Linked DNA regions of Mus musculus: region 1 is linked to region 2. A link is a loop called in an ENCODE intact Hi-C map of the cell type or tissue named here. Cell type or tissue: left cerebral cortex. All regions are shown on one strand. Links, peaks and the distances in the headings refer to the core of each region. The heading gives the core; the rest is flanking DNA. Region 1 overlaps Dennd11 (DENN domain containing 11). Region 2 holds the start of Ssbp1 (single-stranded DNA binding protein 1).

The links. A loop is a pair of places that touch in the nucleus more often than their neighbours do. Peaks named below come from ENCODE experiments on the same cell type or tissue, not always from the same donor. Only the 100,000 strongest peaks of a DNase experiment are listed, where the experiment ranks them.
Region 1: it touches region 2 in a loop (2.6-fold over the local background); 12 of 42 quality-filtered maps call a loop at or near these places.

The regions. Positions count from the first base shown.
Region 1 is chr6:40,414,892-40,431,434 of GRCm38, reverse strand. Dennd11 (DENN domain containing 11) reads left to right here. Exons shown (of 9, transcript NM_001356375.1): 2 at 7,612-7,711; 3 at 8,551-8,709; 4 at 12,790-12,943. Among named protein-coding and RNA genes, the nearest start is that of Dennd11, 13 kb to the left of the region's middle. In left cerebral cortex, for the core only: a CTCF peak has its summit at 7,467 (motif pointing left); DNase peaks (open chromatin) are centred at 7,464, 8,043 and 10,139.
Region 2 is chr6:40,464,787-40,481,329 of GRCm38, reverse strand. It overlaps Ssbp1 (single-stranded DNA binding protein 1), which reads right to left and starts at 9,915. Exons shown (of 6, transcript NM_028358.2): 1 at 9,871-9,915; 2 at 9,197-9,259; 3 at 6,605-6,665; 4 at 4,823-4,963; 5 at 4,495-4,582; 6 at 2,743-3,407. The coding sequence starts at 9,220. The coding sequence ends at 3,263. It overlaps Wee2 (WEE1 homolog 2 (S. pombe)), which reads right to left. Exons shown (of 12, transcript NM_201370.2): 12 at 14,515-15,514. The coding sequence ends at 15,367. In left cerebral cortex, for the core only: a CTCF peak has its summit at 9,755; a DNase peak (open chromatin) is centred at 9,952; H3K4me3 peaks cover 1,734 bases; H3K27ac peaks cover 1,101 bases.

The sequences.
Region 1 (16,543 bases), core at 5,288-10,287, 47 kb after region 2:
GTTATTGATTAATGCCACACTGGCTGAATCTTTCCTGGGCCGCTGGTGATTCACCTGCTCTGTGGTTTCAAGCTGCAAGTATGTGGCCATCTGTTGGGAATTTAGTTTCTTCTCTTGAAAAATCTACAAAGAGGAAAGTAAGGGTGGTGGTTTTAATGCCTACCCACTTACTGTGTGCTTCTGGGGTCTCAGGACCTGTACCATGGTGTTTAGGAGCATGCCTCTGGCCCCTGCAACAGTTTACACGAGAGAAAAGCAAATGTGTGGGGCTGTGAAGTGCATGCGAGTGTGTGTGAGAGTGGCCTGGTAACCAGAAGTGTGTTTTTTTCTTTTCCTTCCTATGTAAAATTGGTGCACTGGCATTCAGCCATGGGCTGACATATGGCTGCCTTGAAGTTACCAGGATTAATTTCTCCCTGATTCAGAACTCTCCATTCTGTGTCTGCCTCATGCTTTGGTTGTGTTCTCATTTAGGGCTATGTAAGATTTCATCAAAATACTGAAGACCTGAAGTCGATTGGTAATGGCTGGACAGGGACTGGACCAAAACACTCTTTGATGGTTCTTCTATCCCATGGATTTAGTGGCTTGTTTAAAAAACATTATTATATTCAAGTAATGTGTTGTTGCAACCAACAGTTGGCTCCTGCTTCTTGCCTTTATTATTGGGTTGTTGTTGTCATTTGTTTGGTTTTTGTTTGTTATTTTGAGGCAGGATCTGTCACTCTAACTCAGGATGACCTGGAGCTCTCTATATAACCCAGGTTGGTCTCAGACTCCTACCCTTAGCCTCTTGAGTGCTGGGATTACAGGTGTGAGCCACTACATCCAGCGCCTACCTGAGTCAGAATTCCGTGTTATCTCCTAGCTGAAGCTAGAGTCCCAAGTGTAAGTACTAACAGGAGGTGGCTGAGAGAAAAGATACAAAACCAATGTACAAGTCTCAGGGGATGTTTATAGCCCCACCCACCCTTACAGTCTTGCTAAGAGGATGCCACTCAATATCCAGTACAGGAAGCCTCAAGAGGAAGTACTTGACTGGAGCCACCCAAAAGAAGGGGGAACCAAATTTCTAACTTCTAAGAGGTTGGGGTCAGGATTGTTCTTTTCTCTACTTCAAAGGCTTTGAGATGGGCCAGCCAGTTTGGCGTGGATATGGACTGTGCTCTGTAGACACCAGTACACACTGGGTAAAGTTATTTCACATTTAAGCAGAGTACTTGGGAGACGGGTAGCCCTATATAGATGGGAGACCCTGTCTTACAGGCTTTGCTTATTTTCATGGTACTTGGAATTGAACCCAGGGTTTCACATGGGCTAAGCAAGTACTCTACTGTACTTGCTACCATAGGATTCTCTTAAGTATCCTTAGCTTGGGATAGAAACCCTCCCTCAAGAGTTTTGAAAACATCAGCTTGGGAGGCTCTCAGAAGAGCCCCTGGGCTCACCTTAGAGTCAGGGGAGGGGGGAATGGCAGAGTTCAGAACAACGTGTGCATCCACAGCCCTACACGCTTTCCCTAGGAACATAAGCTGCTAGCCCAATTATTTGTCGCTCCAGTTCCCTTGAATGGGAGTATGTTTACCTTTGCATGAGCTCAGCACTGGGCATTGTGCTGCCAAGTTAGACTCTACCAATATTTACTGAATGACCAGACCAGCTGAATGTACACATTTCAGATCACCTCATTTGTTCCTTAGGTGACCATATGAAATCCTTCTCCTAAGCTGTCTATGCAGGAGGGGCCAGGCAGGACCTTCCGGGCCCTGTGATAGACCCAAGGTGTGGCCTAAGAGCTGGGAGGATACAGAGCTGGAAGGAAACCAAGCTGAAGGGAAAGGCATGTGCCAGCGATGAGGCTCTTTTATAAGGTCCCTGCTTGCTGGATTCCTTCCAGGCTGCCACACTGTTCTTTTTTCAATAGAGGAAAGATGTTTGGTGAATTTGAGAGTGGGGTATGTATTCCGAGCGTGGGATAGGTAGGAGTACTACATGTCAAGTTTTTCTGGCATTAAATAATTTCCCTTAAGGATTTCTATTTCTACAGAACCTTTTTTTCTTTAAACTACAAATTCCATATAGAAGTTATTCCTTAATTCAGAATACTTTTATAAAAAGATTACCTCAAATCATAATATTCCCCTGTCCCACCTCAGGTGTGGTTTCTTTTCTCAATTACTGGAGGTTTTTATAAAGTCCTTTATGCTTCCCTCATATATGTTAATATATACATACACATCTATCTATACAATACACATATATAGGTATATATGCAAATCTCAAGCATTTCATTTGTTTCCCTGATTTGTAATGAGATTGGTTAAACCTTGGGGAAGGGGTCGAGAAATGAAAGAATCGCAGAGGGAGAACTTGTTTATCCTTCCTGTAGAGTCCCCATCTGTTGACATTTTGTCATATTGGCTTCATTCTCATACAGTCAATTCCTCTGTAATATGAAGTGACATGTTCCAGAAACTTCTGCTAGGAAATATCATGCAGTGTAAATTAATTTCATGAAAAGAGTGAGAGGAGGACACACCCCTCAAAAATGTCAGCAACACAGTGAGAGAGGGGGGAAGGAGGAGGGAGGAAGCCAGCAGGAACAGTAGGACAGTCGTCAGGCTGTGAGGTGGGTAAGAAATACAGAAATGCTAAGTAAGGATATACTCCTCCTAGCAGGTTGCCTAAGGAGGTAAATGGTGGTGGTCTGATCTGGTGGGTTCTAGTGAACTAGGCCAAGAGCTACATGAGATCTGAGGGGAAGTTGTAATACCAGCAGGGGCAGCGGCAGCTCCACACAACAGGCAGACGCTGAAGAATGAACACTGTACATTTCTTCATGGCTTGAGTTTGGAAGGTTCTGCATTGTCTGGCATTTCTCATGGTCGAAATCATGTGAAATTCTCTGCTATCAAGTTACCAAGTTACTCGGTCCTTTTCATCACCATAGTAAAATATCTGGCACACACAACTTAAGTAAGGTTGGGTTTCATTCATAATTTCAGAGATGTGAATTAAGCACCTTTATCCACTGAGCCATCCCGGTCTGCTCAACTTTAGAATTAATTTGCCATTATTTATTAAATGACAAGCTGGGTTGCTTTTTAAAAATTGGGGTTTCATTGAATCTGTAATAGAAAATGTACAAATATCTGTGTCTAGATTGTTCCCTAATCAGCTGCCTTGGCCCTCGCTAAACAGACATTGTAAATGGCGTTGATATCATATGGATTTAGATATACCTCTCCCCCCGCCAAGCCTCCCCCCGCCCCGAACTCTTTGAAAATAAGTTGCAATGATGCTTGAATCTCACTCCTAAATAATTAAGAATATGCTTCCTCAGAATAAGGCAGCTTCCCTGTATAGGCAGAGTGTCATTCCCACGCCTCGGGTAATTACCACTGATTCATCAATGAGCTGAATAAAGACATGCTTGTTCCTAAGAAAAACGATTGTCCAGTTTGTTTTGGTTTTACTGCCCTTCCTCTCTTGTCCTAGGCACCGAGCTATGTTGGGATGTGAGCAAAAAAAAAAAAAAAAAAAAAAAAAAAAAAAAAAAAAAATCAAACAAAATTCCCCCTCTCCCATCGTTCAGAGACTTACAGAGTCCTGGGGAGTGTGTATGTGTGTGTTTGGGGGGGGGGGGCGAGGTTAGGCATCTAAAGCGTGATAGGTTCTGTGGAGCCTATGCCTGGTTTTTCTTCAAGGAGGGTATCAGCAGAAAATGAACTTCGCCCAGCAGGGTGTTCTGAAGCCCCAGTCCTGTCTATGACTCACCTACCTGTTCTGAGGTGCCTGGCTCCGAACCCAGAAGGGCTTGCTTCCTAAAAGGAAAGGGTGCAGCAGACAGGACACCCTCTCCTTCTCTCAGCATCCTTACGATGAGTGATGAGCGTTGGTGAGGCACAGAGCTACAGTGAGGAGGGTTTTGAGAACGAGGCTGAAGAATGGGGACTTTATCCTCTATTTCAGCTGTAGTAAGTAGAACATGAACTTGGTCATAAATACCAGGTATCCAGTAGCTACACTGTAGTCAAGATAGAATCCCTTCCCTTTTCATGTGTGTAATAGCTTGCCTAAAGACAAATATGAGTTCAGATCAGTGGGGCCATCAGAGACCTGGGGTCTTGTTGGTTTATAGAGTCGTTGTTCCTCAGATCATGACATCACCTCCGTCCAGTGTTAGGTAGCATGACAGAGAAAAGTGCAGTGTGTCCCTTCCCTTTCAGGTCCATTTCGGTAGCTATGTGCCTCACTTCTGTCTGGATCCCACACCTACATGCAGGAAGGATGGAGGAACAGCCGTCATTGGGAGGTCATGTACCAAGCTAAAAAGGGCAGGTTTTAAGAATGGATATTGAGGGGCAGCTTGCAGTATCTGTTATACCACCATGTCTAAAAACACCAATGAGGCCTTCTCCAAAACTGCTCCTCAAAAATAGAACTATTGCACCAGGCATATTGACCCACTCCCATAACTCTAGCTCTTGGGCTGAGGGTGAAGGATTGGGCAGTGAGTGTCTGGTCAGCTTAGGCTAGAGTATAAGACCCTGTCCCAAACAGAAAACAACAAAACTCAGAGGCAGTGTCGGAATGATTTTGGAAAACAGTGTTGATCTCTCTGAGATTCATTATTGCAACATGGCATACTAAATGCTCCATGAAGTCCTACAATATGTGTATGTATGTATGTGTGTGTGTGTGTGTGTGTATATATATATATATATATATATGTATGTGTATATATATATATAGATAGATAGATAGATAGATAGATAGATAGATAGATAGATAGATAGATATAGATATAGTCTTTGTTTCACCTAAGGAAATTTAGCCATAAAAGTGTCTCACATACTTTACATTTTTTAAAGAAGCCCTGTTCATATTTGCCTAAAGATTCCTTGGTTTGCAGTGAAGTAACAGGAACGTGTGGGAATCGTGTTAGTCAAGATTCAGACAGGGGAACAACGGCTAGGACAGCCATGCAAGGATTGCTGCAGACACTAGAACTTATGTAATGTGCTGTGAGGACTACTTAGCCGGTCCATGGAGCTTGGAATCCATGGGTAGATGGATGTAAAAGGAGGACAGTGATCTTGGGAAGGAGGCAGAGGGGACTCCTGGGAGTGGATAGGGACCTGGGTGAGTGTGACCGTTCCCAGGTTTGTTTTGTCCTTTTCTTCTGAGATGGTGTCTCACTACATAGCCCTGCTTTGGCCTGAAACTTGACCTCAAAGTCAAACTTGCCTGCCTTTGACTCCCAAGAGTTAAGTTAAAAGGCATGGACCACCCACCATACTTGGTCAGTTGGTCTCCAGTGTTAGTGGTGTGGGTGTCCTATAAGAGAAGTTGATGTTCTTTATGGAAGAGAAAACACCTAACTTAGGAAACTCAAGGCAATTGTCTTAGAGTTTCTGTCACTGTGATGAAAGGCTGGGCTGCTGTTCTCATCCCAGAAGGTGAGGATAGCAACAGTGCCTGGTGCTCCAACACCAACCTTCCAGATGTTATCCCTTCATAGCCACTTTCAGCTTTCAATTGGAACCATGCATGGAAGGGAATTCTGAGCAGTGCAGTTCAGCCTACTCAGGGAAGGGCCATCAAAACTCAGCCCAGGCACTTACCAGATAACAGATAACAAATTGCTTACCGCAATGCTAGTTGCCATAGCTTTTAGTGAGCACTGACCTAAATGGGCACCAGTAGCGAAGTAGACATCGTGCTACATCTAAATGATAGAAGTGACACACGGACCCATCATTAGCATTGTAGGTGATAATAATAAGCAGAAGACATCCTTGCTTTTATAAAATGTCAAAAAGACCAAACTTCTTCAGGACCACGATTACTCATCAGAGGCTGAGTTTATTGGTCTCTCAGGAGGTTCTCTTATGTGTGTGTCTTATGTCTGCCTCTTGACCTTCCGTTGCTTCCTATACAGGAATGCTCTCTGGGAAAACTGGGTGTGTTGTATAATTTATACTTAATGCTAGGCTTCAGTACGAAGTTTAGGTAAGTTCAATTTCCTCAGGCTATAAGTGGCTATGGGTTAGTGTTAGGTGAGTGCATTAGGAGTGGGGGATAGAGCCTGGGATGGATGTAGCTCAGGTGTGTCTAGTGTGCACCAGCCTATAGGTTAGATCCCTTGAATTTTGGATGGATGTACATGCATATCAAGGGAGAAAATGCAGGAACGGGGGGCCTTGATGTATAGGAAACTTAGTTTCACATTCTTTGTGAACATGTTTTCTTATCTTTAACCAAAGTAACAAAATGTCATTTTAGCCTTTTTATTTTATGGAACTTTAATTTTTTTTCATGTTTTTTGTTTGTTTGTTTCAGTGAATTCATTAGTTAGTTAGATTTGTGATTCTTTTTTTCTCCAAAATAGAATACTTGAAAGTGCTTTAGGTTGTTGAGTGTGGGACCGGGTGATCCTCTTCGCTGTCTGCAGTGACATAAGACAGGACCATGTTTTCTCTGATGTCCCATACAATGATCTGAAAGTGGTGGTGGCTAAGATAGTTGTTGATGGTTTTAATGCCTAGAAAACTGGGACTTGGCGTGCTAATACATTTGCTCAAAAATGAAATCTCGCAAGTTACTTAGTCTTTCACTTTGGAAACATTTGAATATGCACAAAACAGAAGAGATTTCTAGGATATTGGGCCCACCTATAGCTAACTGTGCAGTGCTCTCCTCCCCTCTGTCTCAGGCACACTCATTGTTGATGGTTCTACAGCCTCTCCTACCTTCTGTCATAGAAGTCACCTTACTGAGCTGCAACTGCTGGTCTTCATCTCTGTCATCCTGTTAGCTTTAGACTCTCATCTCCCTCTGGTCATGTTTCCAACACCAAGCTTAGAAACCCAGAAATCAGTTCAGGAGTGAATGAGTCCCAGAATTCCTGAGGTGAAGGCTGATAGTTGGTTCTTGAGGATGGCCACATGTGAGGAGAGGGATGAGCTACACTGCACAGAGTAGGAGAAGAGCCAGAATTACATCCTCTCAAGGAAGTCAAGAGAAAGAGGAGTTTTGAGGAATTAGCAAATAACACAAAGAGGTCAGTGATAATGACGAATATATAATATATATATACACACACACAAACATACGTAAATACATACATATATATATATATACACATACACACACATATATATATACATATGTATATGTATGTATGTATATGTATATATATATGTGTGTGTGTGTATATATATATATATTTGGTCAGACATTAGTGGCTATTTGGATGGTAAGATTAAAAATAGAATCTCAAGAGATTGAGGTAACAGTATAGGATGAAGAAATGGGAGCTTAAGGTTTAAATAAATAAATAAATAAATCTACTTGGAGAGATGAAGCCATGAGAGGAAGATTTGGGGGTGACCAGAAGGGAGCTGCTCAAAGGATACTGAATCTGAAGCTGGGATGAGGTCCTTCTACTGCCCCCTCCTGGTCCTCTGGTGTAGTTCATCTGAGCATCTCAGTAGTTCTTGATCAGTGTGAGGAACAGCACATTTCTGAGTACCGATGTATGCTGGGCTATGCTCTTCTCTCTGAGTGGTTTTTGTTTCTGTTAACTTGATCCCCCTGTTCCTACAGGAAACATGGTAGAATGGTGCTTACCTCAAGATATTGACCTTGAAGGTGTTGAGTTCAAGTCTATGGCCAGCGGGTCCCATAAAGTTCAGTCTGATTTCATGTGAGTACTTCTGAGCCTATCTGGTGCCACTCGATCCCGTCTCTCCTATGTTCTCCCGAGCATGTTATCGAGAGGTGTCTTCAGATGGTATATGTAAGTCTTCTGTGTGTTTATCCAGCTTCCCAGCAAGAAGGGCTCCAGCTCTGGAGTTCTCAGTGGGGTCCCAATATTCCATGCTCATACAACTGAGCTATTACTGAGCAAACCTCAGGGAGGTTTGGTTTTAGTGTGGGTTAAATACTAGCTTTAAGCAGGCCAGTTTTAGTGACCTGTAAATGGTGCTTGCTGAATTTTGTAAGAAGCCAATGGATATGCTTTGAGAATAATTTGTAGCTTTAATCTCTGCATTGGCCTGAAACCAAGGCTGATTCAAGCATGAAAGGGAGAAAGAAGTGAAATGTCAGCTGCATTGGAGCTGTCAGAAGCCAAGGAACTGAGAGAATTGGGATTTGTGAGAGAAAACAGACTGAGTCCCAAAGGAGCCAGAAGGTCAACCCTGGTTCTGGTTCTCCCATTGAAGCTGTTAGTTGTGCCAGAGAGGATACCACAGTCTCTGGCTGTGGGCATTTGAACTGCATGCTTGTAGAGACTTAGAGACTTTAAGCTAACTCTACACCACCCCCCCTTCACTCTGGGATGGCACATTCTAGAGTCTTGGAGCCGTGGCCACTCTTTGGGAGACTGAATGGCTTCTTTTATGACCCAGCTTTGGAGCTCTGAACATGGTCGTTTGGGATGAGATTGCATTGCAAAGGAAAAAAGCAAAAAAAGCAAAAAAAAAAAGAAAAAAAGTCATCTTCCCTAAATTAGAGCCGCAGTGCATATTTGGTCTGTTTCAGCTATTTTCGGAAGGGTCCCTTCTTTGGCCTGGCCTGCTTTGCCAACATGCCTGTGGAGAGCGAGCTGGAGCGAGGCGCTCGGATGAAGTCTGTGGGCATCCTCTCTCCATCCTACACCCTGCTCTACCGCTACATGCACTTTTTGGAGAACCAGGTTCGGTAAGTGGCGTCTGTGAGTGGCTTCTATATGTTTCGGGCAGCAGCGGGATTTGTTACCTGGTGCCTGTGCTGTGAGTCCCTGGAGATGGGGACTGTGGGCCAGGGCCACAGCTGTCTTCCTACAGCATCAGTGGCTCTGGGCCAAGCCTCAGGTGACCCTCCTTTCTTTCAGCAAATGTATTATAAAATAGCTCTTCATCCTATAATGAAGGCTGGGGAAGATATTTACTTTCAGTTTTTATTAATACTCTCATCACGTTTTAATCAGACATGAACATCTTTGTTTGCACTCAGTTGGCTGCTATCCTTATGATTTTCCCCCCAGGTAGGCAGGCAGACTTTAAATATTGTTTTATACATATCATTTTTTTTTGGAGTAGTAGGATAATATGTAACAGAAGCAGAAAAATTGTTACTTTTTATATTTACATATATATTTCATTATGCAGGTAACCTAATTAAACTTCAAACAGTGCTGGGGATTTTTTCTCTACTCCTAGAAGCATTGTTAAAATGTTAGTCTGTTTTCTGATACATATATTTGTGTGTTTTGATAAAATATCCTTGACAACTGGGCATGGTGGTGCTTTAGCCCAGGAAATAAAAGCCTTTTAGCTTACATTAGTAGCAACATAGCAAGACCTTGTATGTCACACATACAACATATATAAGAGAGTGTGTGTATGTACTTGGCACTGATACTATATATAAACCCTATGCATCTCATTCATTCATTCATTCATTCATTCATTCATTCATTTTGAGTTACTGTCTTGCTTTGTAGCCCAGGCTTGCCTTTTAATTTGCAATTGTGTAGGATGCCAAACTTTTTATGTGGATAGTAGGATGTGGGCTGCAGTCCTCATGATTGATTGTACAGTGATTCCTCTTAACCCCTGAGCCACCTCTCTAGCCACCTGGTCATAGTTAAAGCTGATGGGATCTAATCTGGTCCATATCCTTTGCCCATCCTTCTTTCCTTAGTTCTCCCTGTATCTTACATTTTATTCTGACTCCCTGTCTACCCAAGAATACTTTGGAGTGAGCAAGAGTCTTAACTGCTTTTGGGTACAGAGAAGTTGGCTTTCCCAGCCTCATGAGATCTAAATTGGTGGATTGTAACAGAAATGAGCTGCTCCTCCCCCACCTCCCCAAACACACACACTACTTCTCGTTTTCCTTACTCTTTTTTTTTTTTTTTCCCCAGCTTCTAAGCCTCAACACTGTGGTTTTTGATTCCACAGTAACTCATTTTCTGGGTATCAGTGTCTGCTTTAGCTAAACTAGAAACTAAGTTCCTATAACAGAGAAGAGATCCCAAGGTACAGCAGTTGGAACAAGTCAGAATTCCAGCTTTCTAGCACAGGGTTTGAGACCAGATGGAGAGAAATGTTCCAGTGTGGGTGGTGACTGGAGCAAGGGCCCTCCGTGTCACCCATCTCCCAGCATGATGGTGGACGGTGACTCACCTTCATCATATGACATTGCAACCAGTAAGGAGAGAGATGGAAGCGGAAACCTCAACTTAAAGACACTACTTCTGCACACATTCCGTAGGCAGATCAGCGCAGGGGACTGTGGGCTTCAAGAGAACCCCAGAGTGGCTGGCTCTACAGGGGACTCTCCGATCTGGTTCACACAGCGGAGGCTTCACATCTGCAGCATTCACTGAGTCATTTATTCCCCACTGGACTATTGCTCAGTTGACATGACTGGCTTGTGAAGTTTGAGTTTACCTGCCCTTACTGATAACCTCATCATATCCATCTCTGAAAAACATCTTGTCTTCTAGTACTCTGTTGCCCTCAGACCCTTTGTTTTTTCTTGGTGGTGTGGCTTCATCTGTTACAAAATCTACCATGTGTTTAAACCCAGGCTCCCTCAACAGTTGGGTAACAGTCATGGCTGAGCTGTGAGTTTCTATTTATGCCTCCGAGTTCATGTTCTCTTCTGCACTGTCTGTTATTGTTATCCTGTCCTACCAAGCAGTGGCTCAAAGGACAGAGTTCTGAATTAGTTGTTTTCTCTTTACATCACACATCTATCTCCTCTGTGTGTGGGAGTGGGATCAGGGATCAAACTCAGGTTGTCGGGCTTAGTGGAAGAGCCGGCTCTGTCTCTAGCTTTTTGTCTAAAAGACTCATAGTTCTGACGTTTTCTGTAGAATCTTGGTCCAGATATGGTGTTGAGTGTAGTCAAAAAGTAAAGGCCCACAACTGAGTAGCGGAGTGAGTTATTTAAATGTTACCTTTTTAAAGACAATGTAGAAATTCTCAGTGGGCTTTTAAGGGAAAATGGATCCTAACCTTTGAACTTCACCTATGCATCAAGCTTGACACATTTCCCTGAAGAGTACCTGCAACCCACTGCCTTCTCAGAACAGCCAGCCAGACTGTAAGCCATCAGGCTTTCTTGTCCAGCCCAGCAGCATTTCTGAGAGCACCGGCAGTTGCTCTAAGCACCTGAAGGCTTGTTTATCACATGGCTGCCTCCTGAATCAAAGCTTTTCAGACCCCTAAAATTAGAAAGAGGCCCTTATTTTTAGTAATTATTTTCTGAAATTTTCTTGGGGTAGAGGCAGGGTCCTATGTATAGTCCATGCTGACCTTGACTTCATGATTCTCCTGCCGCAGCTTCCCAAGTGCTTGGATTATAGATGTGCACTGTCACCTACACACAACTAATAGTATCTTTTTAAGTACAGTGATGATGTTGTGTTTCTGCTTTTAATACAAACTTGTCCGCATAGTCTCCTGCCATCGTCTTGTTGTGGGTGCTGGAAGCCACTCTGGGCTGGCAGTGACTGAAACCAGCTACTACTACCTTTTCAGTGGAAATCTTGACTCTGAGCAGCTTGCATTCCAACTTGGAGAAGGAAGGATTCATGGCATGTTGGTGGGAGGGAGGAGCGGGGATATTACTTATCAGTGTTGTTTCAGCCACAGTCAGGGATGTGTCTTCTCTGAAGTTTCTTTTTCATTGTGTGGTGGTCACTGGAAGGCTCTGAGAAAATACACCAGGGTTCAGAAGGGATCGGAGCTTTTTATTCATCCTTATATTACCTTGCTGGGACTGGGTAGCAGTATCTTTATTTAGACAAAAGAAACTTACTGTCTCATAGTTCCAGAGACTTAAAGAGTCAAAAGTCAAGGTGTCAGTGTCAGCAGGGCCGCTTCCCCCGTCTCTCCTGGCTCCGTGCTTTGCTGGCTGGCTCTGGGTTCCTGGGCATCTGCATCATCCCATTGTCTGCAATCATCCTCACGTGTCTACCCCACGCCTTTGTGTGTGCATGTGTAATTTCCCCTTTTTAAGTCACATAGAATCCAGGCTCCCTCAAAAGACCTTTCTTTAACCTAATTGTGTCCTACGATCCATCCAAATACAGCCATCTTCTTTGGTACCAAGAGTCCAGCATCTTTGGACAAGGAACAAAATCAACCTCTAATGTTCCTATGCAACATAAAGCGTTGACCCGGTGGCATCATTCTGCGTCGCCCAAGTGGTCTAGGACCTAAGTGTCATTGTCTTGATCTGAGGGTTGGTTGACAAGGCTCTCAGCCTGAGTAGAGGCTGAGACAGGGGTGGAATAGGGGAGGGGAGATTCGGATTCATTTAGCTGATGTGGAAGTATGAGCCCTCAGTGACCTTCAGTCATAACTGACCCCCTCTTCCCTTTGAGACATTGAGGGCTCAGATTCTCTCAGTTCTATTGTAACAGAACATGCATGCTCACATTCTACATAAAGCAAAGCAACTGTTGGCATGGAGTGTGGTTTTCTGAGTTATCTCTTCTCACAATATAAACAGTGCTTTGAGAAGTTACATGTGATCTGCAGCATAGATTGCTCAAGAATTAGACACTAGACATGGCCTGTTCCTTCTAAATGTGCATCACATGGTGCCGTTGAATTTCAGACCTTGTGTTTGAGCTTTGCATAAAGCTATTCTCTAACAGTAATGGAGACTTGAAGGTAACCTCCAGGTGCAGGTGTTCTGAGTGCATCTGGGCCTTTAGCCCTTTTGGTAGAGATACGTAGTTATGCTGGGCAGAGCTGCTCACTGTGCATGTGTGTTACACAGACACCAGCTGGAGATGCCAGGACATTACTCTCATCTGGCTGCATTCTATGAAGACAAGAAAGGGGTGCTCCACGCTGGCCCCGGGAGGGGTGGCAGCTTGCCACCTGTCTACTGGTTGCCTTCTATTCACCGCTATATGTATCCAGAGATGAAGGTGAGGCTGGCTGTTCTCTCATGTGTCTGGGGATAGTCATTATGGGTTCATTTTTAAATGATAAAGAAATTATGCTTCAGCCTCATGCAGAATTCTGCCTTTGATAGAATTGGGTTTGATATAAGCATTTTGGGTTCATTTAAAACATAAGGTAAATGATCTTAAACAATATGCCTTCTGTAACCATGCACAGAGCCACATATGCTGGGCCGCTCATGCTGGACTCTGAGGAGGGCGGATGCTTTTGATTGTGTCTGCTAATGTAAAGCCAAGCATAAGGATGTAGAGTTTGAAGGGCAGACGGAATATTTCTTAGCTATGTTATTTCTGACGTTTTATTCGGAATTTTTATTGCATCCTTTGCATTTATACTAGCATCTCTGTTTAATATCAACAGGAAATCTGGCCACACAGTGGGTAGTCAGAAGATATAAAAGGGTCTAAGAACACGAATCTACTATTTCTCCTTTCTCCCTGTTCTGTGGCTGGGCACAAGATATTTCAGTGAAGCTTAGGACTCCCTTTGTAAAGAAATAATGCATGAGTTTATAGACGGTGTCTTGGGACATTACTTAGTTAGGGTTTTATTGCAGTGAAGAGACACCATAACCACAGCAACTCTCATAAAAGGAAACATTTAATTGGGGCTGACTTAGAGTTCAGAAGTTTAGTCCATTATCATCATGGCAGGAAGTATGGCAGCACCAGGCGGCCATGGTGCTGGAGAAAGAGCCAACAGTTCTACATCTGGATCAGCAGGCATCTGGAAGATAGAGAGACACTGGACCTGAAGAGACAGCTGAGCTCCTGAAACCCCAAAGCCCACCTCCAGTGACATTTCATCCGACAAGGCCTCCAATATTGCCTGTGGGGATTGTTTTCATTCAAACCGTCCCAGGACAGGAGATGGTCACTAAAGCATTTGCCTATGTAGAAAAGAAGGGGTGCTAATTCCAGACCTGTTGGCTGGAGGTGGGGCATGGTCCTACTTTCTTAGCATAGCCTATGAGTTAGACATTATGCTAATGTATCAATACTTAAAAGTAAGATTAACAGGAGAAGGTTGTTTTATTAATCTTTGTTTTCTAGTTAAAGCAATTGAAGCTTATCAATAAATGGTTTAGTGACTTGCTTTGGGAGACAGGCAGAATCTAAACCCAGGACTGTGGCAAAGCCAGTGTTCACTCTCTGCCCTACTTAAGATGTGGACAAGAAAGGACCCAGATATAGCTGTCTCTTGTGAGACTATGCCGGGGCCTAGCAAACACAGAAGTGGATGCTCACAGTCAGCTATTGGATGGATCACAGGGCCCCCAATGGAGGAGCTAGAGAAAGTACCCAAGGAGCTAAAGGGATCTGCAACCCTATAGGTGGAACAACAATATGAACTAACCAGTACCCCTGAGCTCTTGACTCTAGCTGCATATGTATCAAAAGATGGCCTAGTCGGCCATCACTGGAAAGAGAGGCCCATTGGACTTGCAAACTTTATATGCCCCAGTACAGGGGAACGCCAGGGCCAAAAAGTGGGAATGGGTGGGTAGGGGAGTGGGGGGGAGGATATGGGGGACTTTTGGGATAGCATTGGAAATGTAAATGAGGAAAATACCTAATTAAAAAAAAAACATGACCTTGAAAGCCATTATTAAAAAAAAAAAGATGTGGATAAGAGGACACAGACATGCTCATGGGTCAAGAGCAAATTATTTAAATGAGACTGATTTTTTTTTTTTTAATGTCATTTGGCCATAGAGGAAAAAGAAAAGTAATAAGTAAGATGTTATCAGCAAAACAAGAGTGTGTTGGGTATTTAAAACGAATTCAAGAGGCTGAAGGAGCAGTCAGAGAACAGAGTAACCCTATGCATTCGGTATCTCAGACAACGGATGCTACCTCGCATTAGCAAGCTATTGCTGCCTACCAAATCTCCCAAGATTAGAAGCTTCTAGAAGTGCATGTGTATGGTTCCATGGTTTCTGTGGAGAGGACTCCAGTCATGGCTTATCTGAATCCAAGATCTCGGGTCTGCTGTGAGAGATTTCAGGGCTCCAGCCAGGGTTGGAGACACGGCACAAGGTTCAACTAGGCAAGAACCTGTTTTTCTAAGCTCGTATGAGCACCCACAGGAGCAAGTTTCTTAAGGGATGCTACACTGAAGGCCTCTATTAGTGTTTGCCCTCAGCTCTCAACCATGTGGGGCTATCTAGCTTGGCAGTTTGCTTCATCAAAGTCAGCAAAAAGAGAGTGCTAGCACAATAAAGTCAGAACGCTGTAACCTAATCGTAGACGTGAAAGGCCTGTATATAGCCACAGTCTCTTTGTTAGAAGCAAGTTCCTCGAGAGGAAGAGGGGATTGCACAAGGCTGTAAATACCAGGGCCACAGGCCTTACCTTGGATGCTGCTTGCCATATTTAGGGCCAGGGCACAAGGAGGAGTGACATCAGGCTCAGAGCCCAGGAAGCAGGAAGGAGGGGCCTTGCATTGTCTGTGCCAGTATCTCCGAGGGACGCTGTGTTCCACTGAGCCTGGTACTGTTTAAATATATGGTCCGACTTGTGCTGAGAGAGGCTGGCAGCTAGTGTGAGAAGTGCTCCCTGCTGCTGGAGAATGAAGCAGCTGTAACATGAAGGACATCCACCTTTCCTCCGGTCTTCATGGCTGAATTCATGGCTCCCCATATGCAGAACTTAACAAGAGACTAGGTGGCCTGGGAGTCCAGGGGATGGAGCATGCAGATTTCCTGCTCCTGTGATAGGGTTGAGAGACGGTTGGCAAGGGGCATACGATGATCAGAAGGATTTGGAGAATTTATTGATTGGGACACTGTCAGCCCCTTTTCTTCTGAATGAAGTTACTCTGCTATCACCAAACCCAGGGGATGGTGGCCAACATTTGACCTGAATGTTCTTAGCTTCCTCACCCCATAGGCAAAGGGGGGAAAAAAGAGAAAAGATACTTGCACTTGGCTTTGCCCCATTAAAGACAACTAGCTTATTAACAGACCTGTCAGACTCACAGATGTGGTAGAAAGATACTTATATAGGCTGAAGATACAAATGTGCCTCAGTGCCACAGTCTTTATCAAAAACCAGCATGCCAACAATTAAAAATAAATGCTTCTTTTGTTTCAGCAGCCGCACTGCTGGGATCTGCCCTTTAGATATGAAAACACCAGAAGAGTGTGTGTGTGTGTGTGTGTGTGTGTGTGTGTGTGTAATTTTGCAGTGTTTACGCAATAGAGAGCCAGAATATTCACATAGTAAATAGCCATTATGAATAATAAATCAGAGCATAAGACAACAACAGAAAAGTCCTACTAGGTCTGTTTTTTAGCAAGGGCAGAAAACTATACCTACTATGACCAGACTTTGTTGAACCATCACAGTCCCCAGCAAAAACATAATATACATATTATGTATTTTCTAGGAGGCACAGTACTTCCCTCAGAGATCCAAGCACAGGCAACATATTTGTACGGAATCCACACAGGATTTTTTCCCTCATTATTCTGCAAACAGTGCTTACATTGAATCATGTAGCATTTATAGGATATTAGATAGATCAGTAACCTAGAGGTGATTTAAAGTATATGGGAAGAA
Region 2 (16,543 bases), core at 7,774-12,773:
ACCAAACAGAGTCACTACTTACCTACAGGTGTACAGAGATATGCAAAAACATCAGTGTTTACAACGATGACAGACAGACTCTTGACATAAGGCTCTAAGGTAACCAGTGGTGAAACACCACAGGGCAAGTGTGAAGCAGAAAGGGCTTTCCAGATGTATGCCTTGGCCCTGGCACACATAGGGAGCCTGAGAATGTATTACTTTGTACCTTTCTACAGAGAAACCACTCCTAAAAAAAAGCAAGCAATTGATAAGTGCCAAAATGACAGGCTTAATACACACACACACACACACACACTTAAGATATGTCAATCAAGAAAAATATAACCACTCATTTCATATAAAAAATTTAATTTTTATCTTTAAACTATAGACTATACATGATTTGCAAAGGAGACTGTACCAAACAATGATCAAAGACGAATCATCCGTTCTATGCCTTTTCTTTTGTCTGGTCACTCAGAAATATAATGTTATCTGGAAAGAAACCAAAGTGTTAAGAGTCACTTTCAGAATGCGGTCTTCATTTCATTGATAATTCCCGTCAACACAGAAGTCCTTTAGTGGTATTAAAAATTTCAAAATAAGTAACTTTTGTTGTGTTCATAAGAGGTACACAAGAGGCAATCAATCCAATAGAACAGGCTGCAACTGCTTGCCCAACAATTCAGACTTCAATACAGGATGAGACCATTAAGCTCTCCCCAGCAACATCGTGTAAACACTAGTAAGCCCACCCACACACAAGAGGATGAACACATTCCACATCTACATGCTGCAACCATGTAGCAAAGCCAGGAGCCACCTTACAACTTAGCAACTGTAACATTATTTGCTTTTAAAGGAAATAGATTCATCTTAAAGACTGAATTTCATATTCTGGCTGGGTGGTTGTATTGCATACTCTGAATCCCAGAATACAGGAGGCAAGAGAGGCAGATGGATCTCTAAGTTTAAGGCCAGCCTGATCTACAGAGCGAGTTCTAAGACAGCCAGGACTAAGCAGAGAAACCCTGCCTCAAAAAAAAAAAAAAAAAAAAAAAAAAAGGAAGGAAAAAAAACAGAATTTCATACTTATTTTAGGGAAAAGTTTTAAGTATTACAAAGCAAGCGTTTTTAATGCAAAAACAAAGTAGACATTGCTCTGATTATTTCCAAGAAAATTCGCTAAAAACAACCAAAGATAGAGGTTAAGTAGCATTTCTTGGATAACTCCAAACATTTTATATGTTTTAGGAGTAATGATCCCAAAGTGTAATGAAGTCTAAACTGGTGGCAAGCAGTTGCAGCATGTTCTATTGGATTGATTGATTGCCTCTTGCGGACCTCTCATGAATACAACAAAAGTTACTTAACTACAAAATTATCTAAAAGATAGTTAATAGTACAATTACTTCATGACTGTACAGGACTAGAATGGAAGCCAAGAGTGCCATCTACTGGTGTATTTTTGCTTTAAAAGTCAAATATGGCCCCCTAAGTGAAAAAGTACTATACAAAAAAAGAGAAAAATGGAAGGAGTCAATATTAAAAAAAAAAAAAAAAAGAATGAAAACAAAATAATAACAACAGAAAATAATTTAGGATGCTAAATATATTTCTAAACCACTCTATATTTGCTGTGTTTGCAATGTGAGAAAGAGGACTTACTCTTTAGATTATATTAATATACAATAAGTTACAGGTAAACAGAAAAAATCAAATAGGTTTCTTCAAACATCACTGAATGCTATTCAGCTTTTCTGTGAACCATAGATACACAGTCAACTGACCAGACCAGTAACAACTATGAAAAGGAAAAAGTAAACTGAACGATGTGAAATGTTTCTCTACCTTAGTTTGTAAAAACTCAACAATTCAAATAATATAACTGCCCATAGATCTGACTTATAGTGGAACACAAATGGAGATTAAAAAGATCTACATTGGTTTTCAAAGTCAATATATTTTCTTTTTTTTTAATTAATTAATTTATTTATTTATATAAGTACACTGTCACTGAAACACCAGGAGAGGGCATCAGATCTCATTACAGGTGGTTGTGAGCCACCATGTGGGTGCTGGGAATTGAACTCAGGACCTCTGGAAGAGCAGTCAGTGCTCTTACTTGCTGAGCCATCTCTCCAGCCCCGTCAATTTATTTTCTAAAACTACTATTAGGAAAATAAGTGATTATTTCTTTAAAAAACATAATTTACCAATATGAACAGTGATTAAGACATAAACATTGGAACAGAGAGAAAAGGATTTTTAAAAGGTGTATAGATTATACTGTGGAGTCATTCAGAGAAGAGTGGAGACAATGACATCTGTTTTCTGAAGTAAAAAATGCCATAATAATCTCAACCTGGGGGGAAATAACAGTGTTACAAAAACACCTTCTCTTTCAGCGAGACGAGCTGATATTTATGACTAAAATAGAGCAATGTCACTTCCAACTGATCCTGGAAGAGAAAGAGCAGCCGAAGAACCGATCCAGCCATGAGTGGGAAGTGAGGAGGCAAAGCACACAAGACACCATTCTCTCTACTCACAGACTTCAGAAACAGAGCACTCTATAGGGTAACACCTCACTACAGCCTATCTCAGGAGTTCATACACACTAAGAAATTTCAGTACTTTTTTTTTCACTCCTATCTATAAAACAGGTTTCTAGGCGTTTATAACAAAAACAAAATAAGTAAACTGAGGCTTAACTCATAATTTTCACAACATATTCAAGAAATAATAAAACATGTCTATCTCATTAAAAGATGAATTTTAATAGCATTTTAATTTTCACATTAACATATTAAAATCTGTTAAGCAGGTACTCTTAAAAAATGGCATTAAATTGGTAAGGCATCTATATTTCATTAATCTACATATAATTTGAGTAAAAAAAAGCATTTAAGTTACAGATACATAAACAGCTATATTGTTTTTAGACAAAAGTTTTTAAATTTCAAATGAAGGCTGTTGCACCTTCACTTTCAAAGTTTTGAATACATCACAAATTCCTACCATCACAGTTCTGCAACTGCCCGAGTATACACCAAGATTCAATTCTCCAAGTTAACAGTATGTACTGCAGGGGCAAGTTGCTTTCATACCCCACAGAGTCCCCCTGAACTAAACATGTGAGTAGACAGAGAGCCTTTTAAAGGAATAAATAAATGTGGACAACATTAGCACACAGGAAAAGGAACAGGACGAAGTCCCCTGGGGAGTTTCCTGCAGAGCTGCCATCAGGGTGCTTAGAGGCCAGCAAAAGCGGCCTATACTACGCCAACCCTTCCAATGAACAACCAGAGACACTGTGCACCACGAGCTTCTTACCAGCTATGATTGTTGTTGCTTGCCGCCTCACATTGTTTTTATCCATGTACTCGCCATAGTCCACTTTCCCTTCCACAAATATACGAGCCCTGATATAAAGAAATGCAGTCTTTAGTCTGTAGATTCTAATCCTGGCTTTCGAGGTGTCAGGACATGGGTAGCAAGTACAAGCTGAAGATGAAATAACTGTACTTTGCTAAACATGTCTTCAATTTCAAAACTAAGAGGACTGAAACACAATGCAATCTAGTTAAGAAGGACAGCGTTACCCAGGCACGGTAGTATCTTCTCATAATCCAATGCACAGGAAGCTAAGCCAGAGGCCCACCTGGGCACCTCAGTGAGGCCCTGCCTCAAAGGAAAACTTTACATAAAGTACAGGAGCTGTAACTCAGTGATAGAGCACTCTCCTAGCATGTACAAAGCACTGGGTTCAATCTGTCTCTCTGTCTGCCTCTCTCTCTCTCTGTCTCTCTCTCCCTCACACACATACACACGCACACTCTCTCTCTGTTGACCTTTTCCTTCAAATAGCCCATGTTTATGTGTCTTCATATATCCATATATACATAAAGAAAAGGTGTGTAATTATTGCAAAGAAATTGAAATTCTAGTCACTGCTAAAATTATTTCTCATGAAATATTTTAGTTCCACAAATAAGTATATTTCTAAACATAAAAAGTACATCCACAAAAATTCTTTTGTTACTCTATACATTCAGAAAAGATACTTCCAATATATAATCAACCTATGTGTTCCAAATGGGAATTACTAGGTCTAAAAAATTTATTAAATATAAAATAACTACTGTGAAAGCTACCATAATAACTTAGCACATCAGACATCAAATAGGCCAGATCCTCTAAAGACATTAAGTGATTGCTCAGAGTCCAGGTATGACCTCCATGATCCTTGATCACAGGGACACAGGATATCCTACAAACGCTGTAGATGCTTTGCAAAAGGCACCTGCAGCTGGAGAATCAATGGCCACGCAGTATCTTGCCTCATTTATTTCTATTTAAGTACAGATGCTGTTTGTCCTAACTTGTCAGCGGGCTAAAACCAGAGACTTTCCATGAACAGGATATTAAGGAATAAATACATACTAATGTCAGCACTTCGGAGAAAGGCAGACAAGAGAACACTTGTTACCGACCCTTTCTCTAACTTACCCCTTTTTCACATACTGATATGCCACATCTCTGAGGCCTGGTCGAAACACTGATATTCTGTGCCACGTCGTCTTCTGACTAACGTCACCTAAACCACCAGATACAGGAAATGAGGTTATAGATGCCAGCAGGTAACACAAATGCCAACACAGAACATGTCTCAGGAAAACAAGCTTTCAATTTCTATTAAAAAAAAAAAAAAAAAAAAAAAGAACAGAACTAATAAAGCCAGACTACCTATAAGTTAACATTTTTATAATTAGGTAAGAAATAATAAGTAATGTCTACTTATTGTTGATAAATAACAACTAGGGCCTTTTACACTCACCCATTTGGTATACTTCACTATCCCCTGATCGCCACATCTCATTTGTTGCTAGAGAAAATATTGTGACTGGGTTTTTTCCTTCCACCTGTCTCATGACAGGGTCCTGACCTACTCGTCCAAGTAACTGAACACGATTCAGAGCTGAAATACAAAGAAGAGAGGAAATGAAACTGAGAACAGCTGATGACTATGTTCTATAGAGCCATGTGCTCTATGTTTATGCATCCTGAAAGCTTGATTCTCTGCACTTTAACTTCCAGTGTGACAGTATCTGGAGGTGATCTCTGTGTGGGAAATTAGGTTTAGATGAGGTTATGAAGGTGAAGTCTCCGTGAGGGAATTAGTGTCCTTATAAGGAAAGAAAAAAGATCAGAGTCCCAACTACCCCACTACTGCCATCCAAAGACAGAACTGACAGGGCAATTCTCTGCAAACCTGTAAGTTGTGCCTGACAGGTAACCCAGCCATGCTGACACACTGGTCTTAGCCTTCAAGACCAGAGATGTGAGCCATCCCTGTTCTATTCATTATAGTCTGCAGGGTAGTTATACAGGATAAACCCACACCTGAAACTGACAGACATGTCCAGGGAATGAACAACTGCAAATACTGCTTCAGCAGTAATCTCTGCATTATGAAAAACTCAAGCTCAAGATCAACAAATAAAGGAAAAGTCTGTAGGGGAGAAAGGATAAGAAAGCAGAAAGCAGAAAGCAGCCCCACAGAACAAACTTTATGCTCTTTATCTTGAGCTAAAAAAGCAAATCTTAGGTTTAAGAAAATCTCTATTACAAAAAGAAGTATTTCTGTGAGTCTTCTTTGAACCCTGTATAACACACTCTTGAAGAACTCATCAGACAGTGGGGCAGGAGGGGGTGATATCCACACTATAAGCTCTATTTACACTAAGTTTTCACAGCTAGAGGTGCAGGGTAAAATAAACCAAATGTAGGATGGGTTGCATACTGTGAAAGTATCTTTTATTTGCTTGAAGTAACTGTTGTCTCCAAGGATTACTTTTTATTTGCCCGAAGAAAGTGTTGTCTCCAAGGCTTGCTGTATGCTAACCTAGGCCTCCTCCTGGAAGCTTCTAGCCTTGTACAATCTTAGTTCTACAATGTTTTCAACCTCTGAAACTTGCTGCTGAATAAGCTCACTCTTAGTCTTTCTGAACTCTGGCCAGCTGGTAAACTCTGCTGTTATAGCTCAAATTCCTCTCCAAGCTGACTGATTCAACCTGGCTTCTCTTGGCCTCTCACTGAATTGCTCTGGTTGGCCTCATACTAACTTTAGCAATATGCTCTAATCTTCTGGCTCCTTCTGTCCTCACAACCTGTCTCTCTATAACCACCCCAGTAAAACTGCCTCCTCTCTCTGCATTGACCCTCAGGCACCTTCCCTTTCTGTTCTCATGAGAGTTGGCCATATCCTATTCTGTCAAATCTTTCTGATTCACTTTGTCTGCTAGTCAATTAGACATCACTTTCAAATATGGGTGCTTCCTTCTACAAACAAATTTTACCTTCATTGTTTGGGATTAAAGGGCAGCTCTGTATTTCACCTAGAGAGATTAAAGGTATGTGCTAAGGCTGAGCCACATTGAAACTAGAAACAGTTTGGGTGTTTGTTTGTTTGTATCAGTAAATAACACAATCTCAGGGTTCACAGTGTGATCAAATATCCTGCAACCCATGGCTGAACACAGTCCACCAGATTATAGTACTTTGAGAGTATTAGCAAAGCACTGTAAATAACATTGTAAACTCAGACTCTGGTACTTACATCGTTCAAGAACCAAACTGCTGGCTACTTCAGACTCATGTCTTACAAACTGACGAAATACCTAAAGGAGAACAAACACGTAATATGGTTTTAAACTTTTTAGAAAAGAGAAATGCCAATAGAAGACCTACTCATATTTATTCACCATTTAATCAACAGTTCCTACAAGTTCCAGAAAAGGACAGCAAAGGAGAACAGAGTAGAAAGTAGACTAGAAAGCAATCAGTGCTTTATAGAGCAACTGAGTAAACATAAAAAGCAATTGAGTGGTATGATATTTAAACATACTGTATATTAAGCATCATTCTAAATTGTAGGCAATAAGAAAACTAGTTAAACAGTAGCAAATATCCATTACATTTGTTGTATATCTTTTTCACATTGAAATAAGCACTATGGATAAAATCTTACAAGGTCTATAATACATTTTTTTTCTGATTGGTTGTTCAAAAACCATAAGGAAATGGACATCTCAAATGTTTGGCCTAGAATGTTCCATCTAAGAGTGAGCACTGACAATGAAGAGCACTGATTTCGTGAGGCTGCTACAGAAGGTCAGCAGCTTCTTAGTGAGCTTGGCGCAGTGGAAACCTCATTCCTTGAGGAGATCACAGAAAAGGAGTACAAATAATATGGTTCAAAGGTATGGCAATGAAATCATAATTAGTGAAGAAGAATGCAGCTCTTAACACACTAAACAAATTACACTTTTACCATTTAATCCTTAACTTTTGTAGACACAAAGTCAAATTACCCTTACCATAGTTCCAAGGAAAGTTAAGCCCAGAGAGTCACCACTTGTCCAGGAAACTAGGAATTCAGTGGTGATTTATGCCTTACAACTCCGGGCTGTGTGGCACCAAGCTTGTTTTTCCAATTTGCCCTCTGCTGTCTTACAGGCATTCTGTTCTATGGTTACCACGCAGGTAAGAAGAGTCTACATCACTACACACAAGAGAGTTCAGAGAGCTAGACATGTTCTAAGAGAGAAACATTTCGCACGTGGCAGCATTGTTAATATAGCAGGCAGGGATCCCCCACACGGGAAAAAAAAAGGGACTGGCAGGCAGGCCAAAGAATTCTTTTAGGACCTGCGGGCACTGCAGGCTTCAGGCAGTGGCTGAGGGTGATGCTGTTTTTGTCTGTCACTCTCACTGTTAGTGAGTTAGAGAGTTAGAACTTCTCACACTCACTTTCAAGGACATTCTACCATATAAGAAGGGTCATTTCAACTGGTCCGTGAGAGCTGCTGTGTTCGTAATTTCCAGTTATGCAACTTCTCCATGCAAATGAAGGCAGAGACAGGCTACAACTCTGAGGTGACAGGTTACCACATTATGATTTCTAAACCTAGCTTTTTAAAAATTCCAATTGGGACCTCTTTCCTTCCCTGGTCTTTTAATACCGGCCTTCTCTCTCCATACCACTCAAATGAACACCTTTTCCTGGAGTGATTTTAGCTATATACTATCACTAAGAATAAATATAAGAATAAGATGTTACACGATACAGGACCAAAATGCTACTCAGTTCCTTTGTCACGATCACAGAAAATACTAATGTGACAGATTCAGAAGAGCCAGTGTTCATTAAATGTTATAAAATAACAATATGCCTCATCTTAGGAACATACACATAATCTAGTAGAAAAGAAGAAATAGGGAGAGGATTATTTCAATACCCTCAAAATGCAAACTTACTTCCCATTTGGTTTAAAAAGATACTATAGTATAACTTCAATTTTAAAAGGCTCAGAGTATGTGTGGATTACAGTAAGGAGCTAAGGATAGACCAACTTAAGAGTAGGATGGGGAAGACAACAGACTTTTATAACGAATTTGACTCATTAGTCTTAAGAGGAGAAGAAAAGTAATAGATTTTACATTAGGAGAATTTACAAGACTTGGTACCCACGTGCCACACTGAGGAAAAATGGTAATTAAGGCCTGCTTAAGGCTGGCTAGAGTAGAGGACACCCGACTAGATTGCAGAATGGTCATGAATTTGTGGCAAGAAGTGAGCTCTGCTCTCTGGATAGCAAGATGGGAGTGGGGAGGAGAGGGGCCAGAAGGTCATAAAAGACCAGAGCCATATGGGACAAGGTTAGAAGAAATCAGGTGCGATGGGGCAGGCCTGAAATACCATCGGTGACAAAGTAGAAGCAGGAGGAGGAAGGTTCTTGGTCATCTCAGCCTAACAGTGAGTCTCAAGATAGTCTTAACTATGAGTGGCTGTCTCAAAAACAGCAAAACAAAAATGATAATAATAACTTACATAATTAAATGAATACTCTGATCTAAGCACTGGTAACAAATATTTACTAAATTAAATTCATGAGGTGTACTACATATGCGAATACACTTTAAAAATCATTTTTGATTCAGTAAACATTATGAGCTTCACACACACATAAACACACACACACACAAAATCCCTTCTGAATCTCCCACATCAAATAAACACATAGAACACGCTGGATAGGCGTAAGAATCTCGTGCTTATGTATGCAAAATCGAAAAGCAACAAAACAAAACATGGCTATAGACTATGGAAACACGGTTGGAGCACTCACTAATGTAGAAAAGTGACTACCTGTAACACAGGTCTTCGAAACATGGCTTCTGTTTTTCTTACAACCTAATCTTTAGGCTTTTCCTAAAGGAAAGAAAGAAAAGAGAAAAATGATAAATCAAGAAACTACAGTATCCATCAAGAACACACATGCTCTCTAGTCCTAAATCCTAAGCGCGTCCAGCTTCTCGTGCACCCAATTTGCAACCGCATTTTTTGCACGTGTGGGGAGTTCCTTTCTTTTTGAAAACAAAAACTGAGCGAGACAAAAGAAACTCTGTGGTTCTGGGTCTCAACCAGCAGAAAAGAGGGGAAAAACCTGTTCTCACTTGCAATCCATTGTCTGCTAGATTTCTTTACAATAGAAGTTGTCTCGGACATTTTTTTTTCCAACTTGTTCTGTTATTCTAGACCCCTAAAACTGTCTCTACAAACAGTGCGGGCACAGTAAACGCTACTCCGAAAGGACGCAAATCAGTGCCTTCGTCCCCGTTAGCGCTGAGTAAGCCCGGCTCCCCAGCCTCGCCGCGGGGGCAAGAGGCTGCTCTTCCCCCAAAGTGGCGCTCGCGAGCAGCACAGGGAACGGCGGGGGACACTCGGACTCCAGCGAGGAGCCGCACAACTCCTCCCGAGCCCCGCACGCGCCCGTGCACTCGGGAAACACAACTTCGTGCCAGCCTTCTCCCCTCCCTCACCGGACACGCAGAGCCCGACCGCCAGCGGCTCGCTTCCGGCGCACGGAGCCCGCAAAGCTCGCGAGATGCAAGGAAAGACAGGAAATCTCTGAAGTGCGTCGTTGAAATGCCGCCGGCTGATGTCGCCGGAAACACGACCCCTCAATTTAGAAGTGCCAGGAACTTCTGTCCAGGCGGAAGTGGGCGGATCAACGATGCCACCTGTGGGTAGTTTTACGATTTTGGTTTTGTTTTTTTGTTGTTTGGTTTGGTTTAGTTTGGTTGTTGGGGTTTTTTGTTTTGTTTTGTTTTTCCTGATCTCCACCCTCGCTCCGGTAGTGGCCCCGCACTGGCTAACCAAACTCTGGCCAGAACTCTATTCCCAGCCCTAAATTGAAATTATTTGATGTTCCCAGCCTGGGAAAGGGAGTGAGGTAGGTGAAATAAAACATATTTGAGCCCCTGGAGGAACTAAAACCGACACAAGTCTCCTAATGCAGTAAGACTGAAGAATTAATTGCTGTCAAAACCTCGGTGATCTAGATATGTTAACATGTTAAGTCAAAAAATTCAAGAAACACGTGAGGAGCAAAATTTTTAACATCTTTATTAAGTACCGGTCCCAAACTGTGCCTAAGGCACAAGAGAAATGCGCCCTTATATTATGTATTTGTATATATGTTTTCCCTAAAACATTAAAAGTTTATGAAATTCCAAAACATTTTGAAGAAGTGTTAAAAGTCAAAACGTTGCTTTATTTTAAAGCAAAGTGTAATTAAGATTTTACTTTTATAGAAAGAAACTGATCAGTATTTTTTAGATTTTTTTTTTTCATTTTGTGTTTCAATTCTACATCTTTGGCAGTTATTCTAGATGGAAAAGCTTAAAAGAAAGAAAGAGAGAGAGAGAGAGAGAGAGAGAGAGAGAGAGAGAGAGAGAGAAAGAGAAAAGAAAAAAGACACTGTCTCGCTGTGTATCCCTGGCTGGCCTGAAACTTGGATCTCATGTAGACCAGACCAGGCTTGTCTCTAACTCCCAGAGATTCCCCTTGCTGCATCTACCTCCCTAGTGCTGTGATTAAAGGCATGTGCCATCACATCCAGCACTCAGTGACAGTCTTAAACAATCTCAAGTAACTTAAGCTTGTTGATCTTGTATTTGGTAATATCATGTTCATAGTAAAATTTCTTAGTTTTAACATTTCCAAAATACTGCATTGAGACATCTTTTCTTTTGATTGCTGACTTTCTTTTGCTCCTCTAAATCCTATGTTGTTTACCCTAATCCTGGCCCTAGTGAAGTAACGCACTTATGAATCCTACAAATTAAGGAACCCAAGGCAACAAGATTCAGTGGGGCTCCAGTGTTAGACAGAAGGGAACTCCAAACCATTCAAACAGACACACTGCCTCCTAAGGTCCATTCTTTCTGATTTTAGGAGGGGGGGGGGTCTGAATTATTGTCTGGCTCACTAGTGACGCCTTTATAGATGTTTACTTCCCTGTACTTTTACCTTTACAAAGTTGATTTCCTGAAATAACGAGGCACTGAATTGGACAGGGACACACACACACACCCTAGTAATAAGAAGACATCCCACCTGCTACATTAGTTCAATGGTTTCCTCTTTATGAGCTTTGGAGGCAAGACAAAGGAAAAACAAAGTTGCTCCTTTTCCTCCAGAGAGAAATCCCGCCCGCCCACCTCGCAAGCTTTGTTTCAGTGGTCCCAGACTTGAACTGTGGAGTAAATCTTAACTCTGTTTCCCCATTGCAGACATCTATTGGCTCATGTATAGCCAGTTCTGTTCTTCACTATCCCGTTAGTTTTGCCTTTGTTCTATTTGAAGAATGTAGAGAAGGTTGGTTAAAGAAAAATATAGACAACTGAAACTTGAGAGCACCCTGCCTTAACGTTTTATAAAGAACCCCTGAATGGGGAGTCTTGACTGAGCCCTGTTGTCCACCCAGAGAGGAACTGACACATTCTCCTTCCTTGGCTGGTTATCTGGAAGAAGCTGCAAGTCCTGCTCCTTCATGGTTTCCTTTTAACAACAACAACAAAAAAAAGGTATTACAATGGATATGTTCTTGTACAGTGTGAGGGAGAGACTGTAACTGAGGTATTGCTTCTGGTAATGTTCCTTCTTAGTGCAACAGACACTTCAACCTCGGTCAGCTGTCCATATCCCCAGAATCTGAAATACAGCCCTGTACACACTTTAAAAATGCTCTCCTCAACTAGTTACTCCCTCCCTCTTTTGCATATTGTATTATAAATGACCATGAAGGTATGCCATCCCCATTGATGAGCTCCTAGAACATAAAAAGCCTGTTATAAAAAGCCTAGCTTACAGTGTACCTAGAAATTTCATGGGGGAACACAAAAACATGAGTGGAAATATGACTTCGGGCATATTCAAATTCAAGTAAGCCAAAATGTTGAGGAACCAAAAAAATTTTCACTGGGGGAAAAAAAAAGGCTCAAAATTTTTGTTAGAGATACAAGAATCTATAATATGCTCCAATGTCATTATAGGGAAACCCAGAACCCTTTCCATAGGCAGAGAGGGAGGGGAAGACACCACATGAAGTGCTTTGAATGAGAAGGCCCCCAGAGACTGGATGTTTAATGTTTACCGGGGATGTGGATCTGTTTGGAAGGAATCAGAAGGATTTAGAGATGTGGCAGCTTCTTTGGGATACATGTGGTTTTCTTGGAGGAAGTGTGTCACTTGCAATGGGCTTTGAGGTTTTAAACCCTCCACCAGGCCTAGTGTCTACCAGTGTGCTGCCTTCAGATCAGGATGGGAAGCTCTCAGCTACTGCTCCCAGAGCCACGCCGTCTGCTTCCCACCGTGCTGATAATGGACTAACCTCTAAAACTATAAGCAAGCCCTTAAGGAAAAGCTTTAAAAAAAAAATTAGAGTTGGCCTCAGTCATGCTGTCTCCTTCCAACAGTAGAGCAGTGACTAAGGCAGAGCAGGAGAGAGAATGGCAGGAGGAGGGAGACTGACTGATTTGATCAAGTAGTTCACCTGTGGACACAGCCTTCCCAGTGAAAAGTGATGGCAGCCTGTGGCACTGGAGCTATGCTCAGCTTGAATCTCTAATAGTAGTAGACTATGAAGAGATACCCTGCACATCACATCCTACACTCTCCTGACCCTGCTCAGAGCCAGAGCAGTTAGCATTCTCTCTCCCCTTGGTGATCCAGCAAATGCCAGCCTTGGGAACAGAGGAAAAGCAGCAAACCCTAGCTGTGGCCAGTTGTAAAACTACACCAGCTTCTGGTAGCACAAGTTACTTCTCCCAGGTCACAAAGGTCCCTTTCCAGCTGCATGGTTCTGCCACGCTGTCTAAACAAAAGGTATCAGGTTTGAAGGACAGCATTCCTTTACCCTCTCATGTAATGCCAAGGCTTGGAAACACTGCTTGTGTTTTTTCCTTTTCCTCTAATGCCAAGGCTTGGAAACATTGCTTGTATTTTTTTCCTTTATAAACCCCCTTCACTTAGACCTGGGGGTTCACTCTCTTTCCTGTTCCATCAAGAAGGTTGGTGGCCCAAGCTCGAGCTTGAATAAAGACCCTCATGTGATTTCAGCGGGGTGTGATTCCTGGTGGTCTCTGTAGGGTTTTTACAATCTGGGAACAACAACTACAGATTTTAACCTTTCCAAACTGACTGAAGAAGAACCATATTATTATCTATACCCAGGAGTGCAAAGTACATTGTTACCTTTGGCCTTCTCTCCTCTCTCTCTCTCTCTCTCTCTCTCTCTCTCTCTCTCTCTGTGTGTGTGTGTGTGTGTGTGTGTGTGTGTGTGTGTATTAAAGTTCCAGCTATGGATGGCAATAATTTATCATAAACAGAAAGTTTTGGAAATAGAAAGTTGGAACAAAAAAATAACAACAACAAACCCAACCAACCAGCACTACCACCTTTGACTAGTCTGTCTTAGAGTTTTACTGCTATAAACAGACACAATGACCAAGGCCACTCTTACAAGGAGAATATTTAACTGGGGCTGGCTTACAGGTTCAGAGGTTCAGTCCATTATCATCAAGGTGAGAACTTAGCAGCAACCAGACAGGCATGGTGCAGGAAGAGCTGAGAGTTTTATATCTTCATTTGAAGGCCTCTAGGAGAAGACTGGCTCCTGTGTGCTTAGGAGGCTCTCATTGCCCACCCTTACCATGACACACTTCCTCCAACAAGGCCACACCTCCTAATAGTGCCACTCCCTGGCAAGGGTCAAGCATATTCAAACCACCACATAATCTAATCAAGTTCTCACTTTCAAATCATTTTTCATAAAGCCTCATAGTGAGTGTGAGGAGGTTATAATCCTTCTACTATGCTAAGGGCTTAAGGGTTTTGTTTTGTTTTGTTTTTGAAAGCAACTTTAGAAATACTTTGTAGTTAGTAGGGATATTTTTCTTAATTTTTAATTAAAATTTTAACAGGTTGCCTTCATTAAGACTGTAAAAAGCATATATTTATGAACAATATTGTCACTATAGATGTACCTGTGCCATTGGGTTTATGGTGTTAACACAAAGACATGCCACTAATGATCCCCATTTCCTCCTAATTACAAGAAGCTCTAACGTTCAGTTCACATTCTTTGTACACAGCACAAATAAGAATGTTTTACCCATGCTCGTCTTTGGATAAGATAAAATCTTTATTTACAATGATCTGGATTAAAATATGTTAAAAAGCAAGAAAACAAAAGGATGAGTTCTGGTGTAAAAAAAAAAAAAAATCAAGAGAACCAGATGATGCTATGATGTTCAAAACTGAAAAGCAACTGGAGTCAGCCACAGAGACCTAAGACGTGAGGAACACACGGGGAACAGGTACACCAAAATTCCTGGGTCCTCTGCCTCTGCTGATTGTGTTTCACAAATTAATAAGCAGCTCAGGAATGTCCAAATTATAGTCTTACTCTAGTTGTTTCACACAATGATAGTCTTTTATTTAATAATGCAAAATCAGAAAAGAGATTGCTTCCATTCAGAAAGTATAGTAGGCAAATTCCTTGCTCAAAGGAGCTGGTGATTGGAGGAGCAGACAGATCTTGGAAAGCACTCTGAAATACAGGCAACATTCTCTTGGAAGCTGGCACTTAAAGCCATATTTTATCCCTTTTTATGTACAGGGAAAGTTCTTTGGACCCCAGTGAAGAATAAGTAACGGCAGCTTCTTAATCCATAGGCCAAAGTAGCACATTTCTGCTTCTCCTTTCAGTTCAGAGCCATGTTTTCTGATTATTCATTAGGAGTCCTTAGTAAGCAGCTCTAGAAATACATCACTAGGGAAAAGAAGACTCCAGTACTTACGATACACAAGACCGTTGCTAAGGAGAAACCCTGGAAGCTCGGTGATCTTACCTATAGATGCCACATCAGGATGGCTTTTGAGATCTTTGTACATTCAAGCTGGTTCAGTTTTGTATCCTGTAAGAGTTTTCAAAAGGCTGTGTTGTGTAGCAAAAGGCCAGAAGTGAGTTCCTACACGGAGGATGTCCCACGGGTGAAGCTTGAGGGCGCCTTCCTCCTTCCTCCCACCAGGAGGTGTCTTGAGCCTTTGCAGATCTGATAATAACAATGGTGGACTTCTCTCTGAGGGGTCTGGATATGCCGAGCTTTTTTCAGTTCCCTGCAATCAACGAAGACAGGCATGGGTAAAGTCTTCCCTAGTGGGAGGGAGTATTTATAGTCATAGCTAAATTCTCTTGTTATTTCAGTTTTACAGGATCAAGCCTGAGCTGTATGCAGAATGGCATCATCAATTCTTATGATCTTTACTATCATTTAGAAGGTTGATACATGTATGGTTCATGAATCACCTTTAAAATTAAAATTCTAGGTGAACAACTCTTTAGGCAAAATATAAGAACCATGGGGCAACAAACTACAGATCTTATTGAAACACAGTTACTCATTTGTATCTGCTATATACATATTACAAATATATATTCAGTGGTTGTTTCCATTCACCGATGGCAGAGATGAATCAATTCAGTAGAAATCATACATCCTTCAAAGCATGAACTACTAAATATCTAATCCTTTATAGAACAAGTTTACTACCCCTTGATCTAGACAACTTCAAGATGCCATCTGCCTCATCTATATGATGGGTGCCCATCAACTGTCATTTGTATTGAACAATGACAGTCGCTTGTAGCTCCAGCCTAGCCTCACAGAGTATGTACACATCTTCACAATTTGCATTCCTATGAATATATATATATATATATATATATACACACACACACACACCTGTGTGTGTGTGTGTGTGTGTGTGTGTGTGTGTGTGTGTGTGTGTGTTGTAGTGTATTACCTGAAACAAAGAAACTCAAAAAGAGCAAAAGAATATGAAGTGGTTTATTGGGAATAGCCAATTACTTCACTAAAGGCTGAGAGTCTCTGCAGCTCAAATCAAAACATGGGTTTGGTGACTGTTCAGGTTTTCAAGCTAGTCCTTCTAGGATGGACTTTGTAGCTAAACAAAATTGAACATTTCAGCAAGTTTCAAGCAAGGACCATATTTCATTTCCTTTTATTTTCAAAAGTGCACATATACAAAAATAAACTAAGAATTCCTTCAAAAGCTTATGTAAAAATCACTGTATGACCTCTTCCAACCACACCCACACTATTTCCCATTTGTCTAATGAAGAAA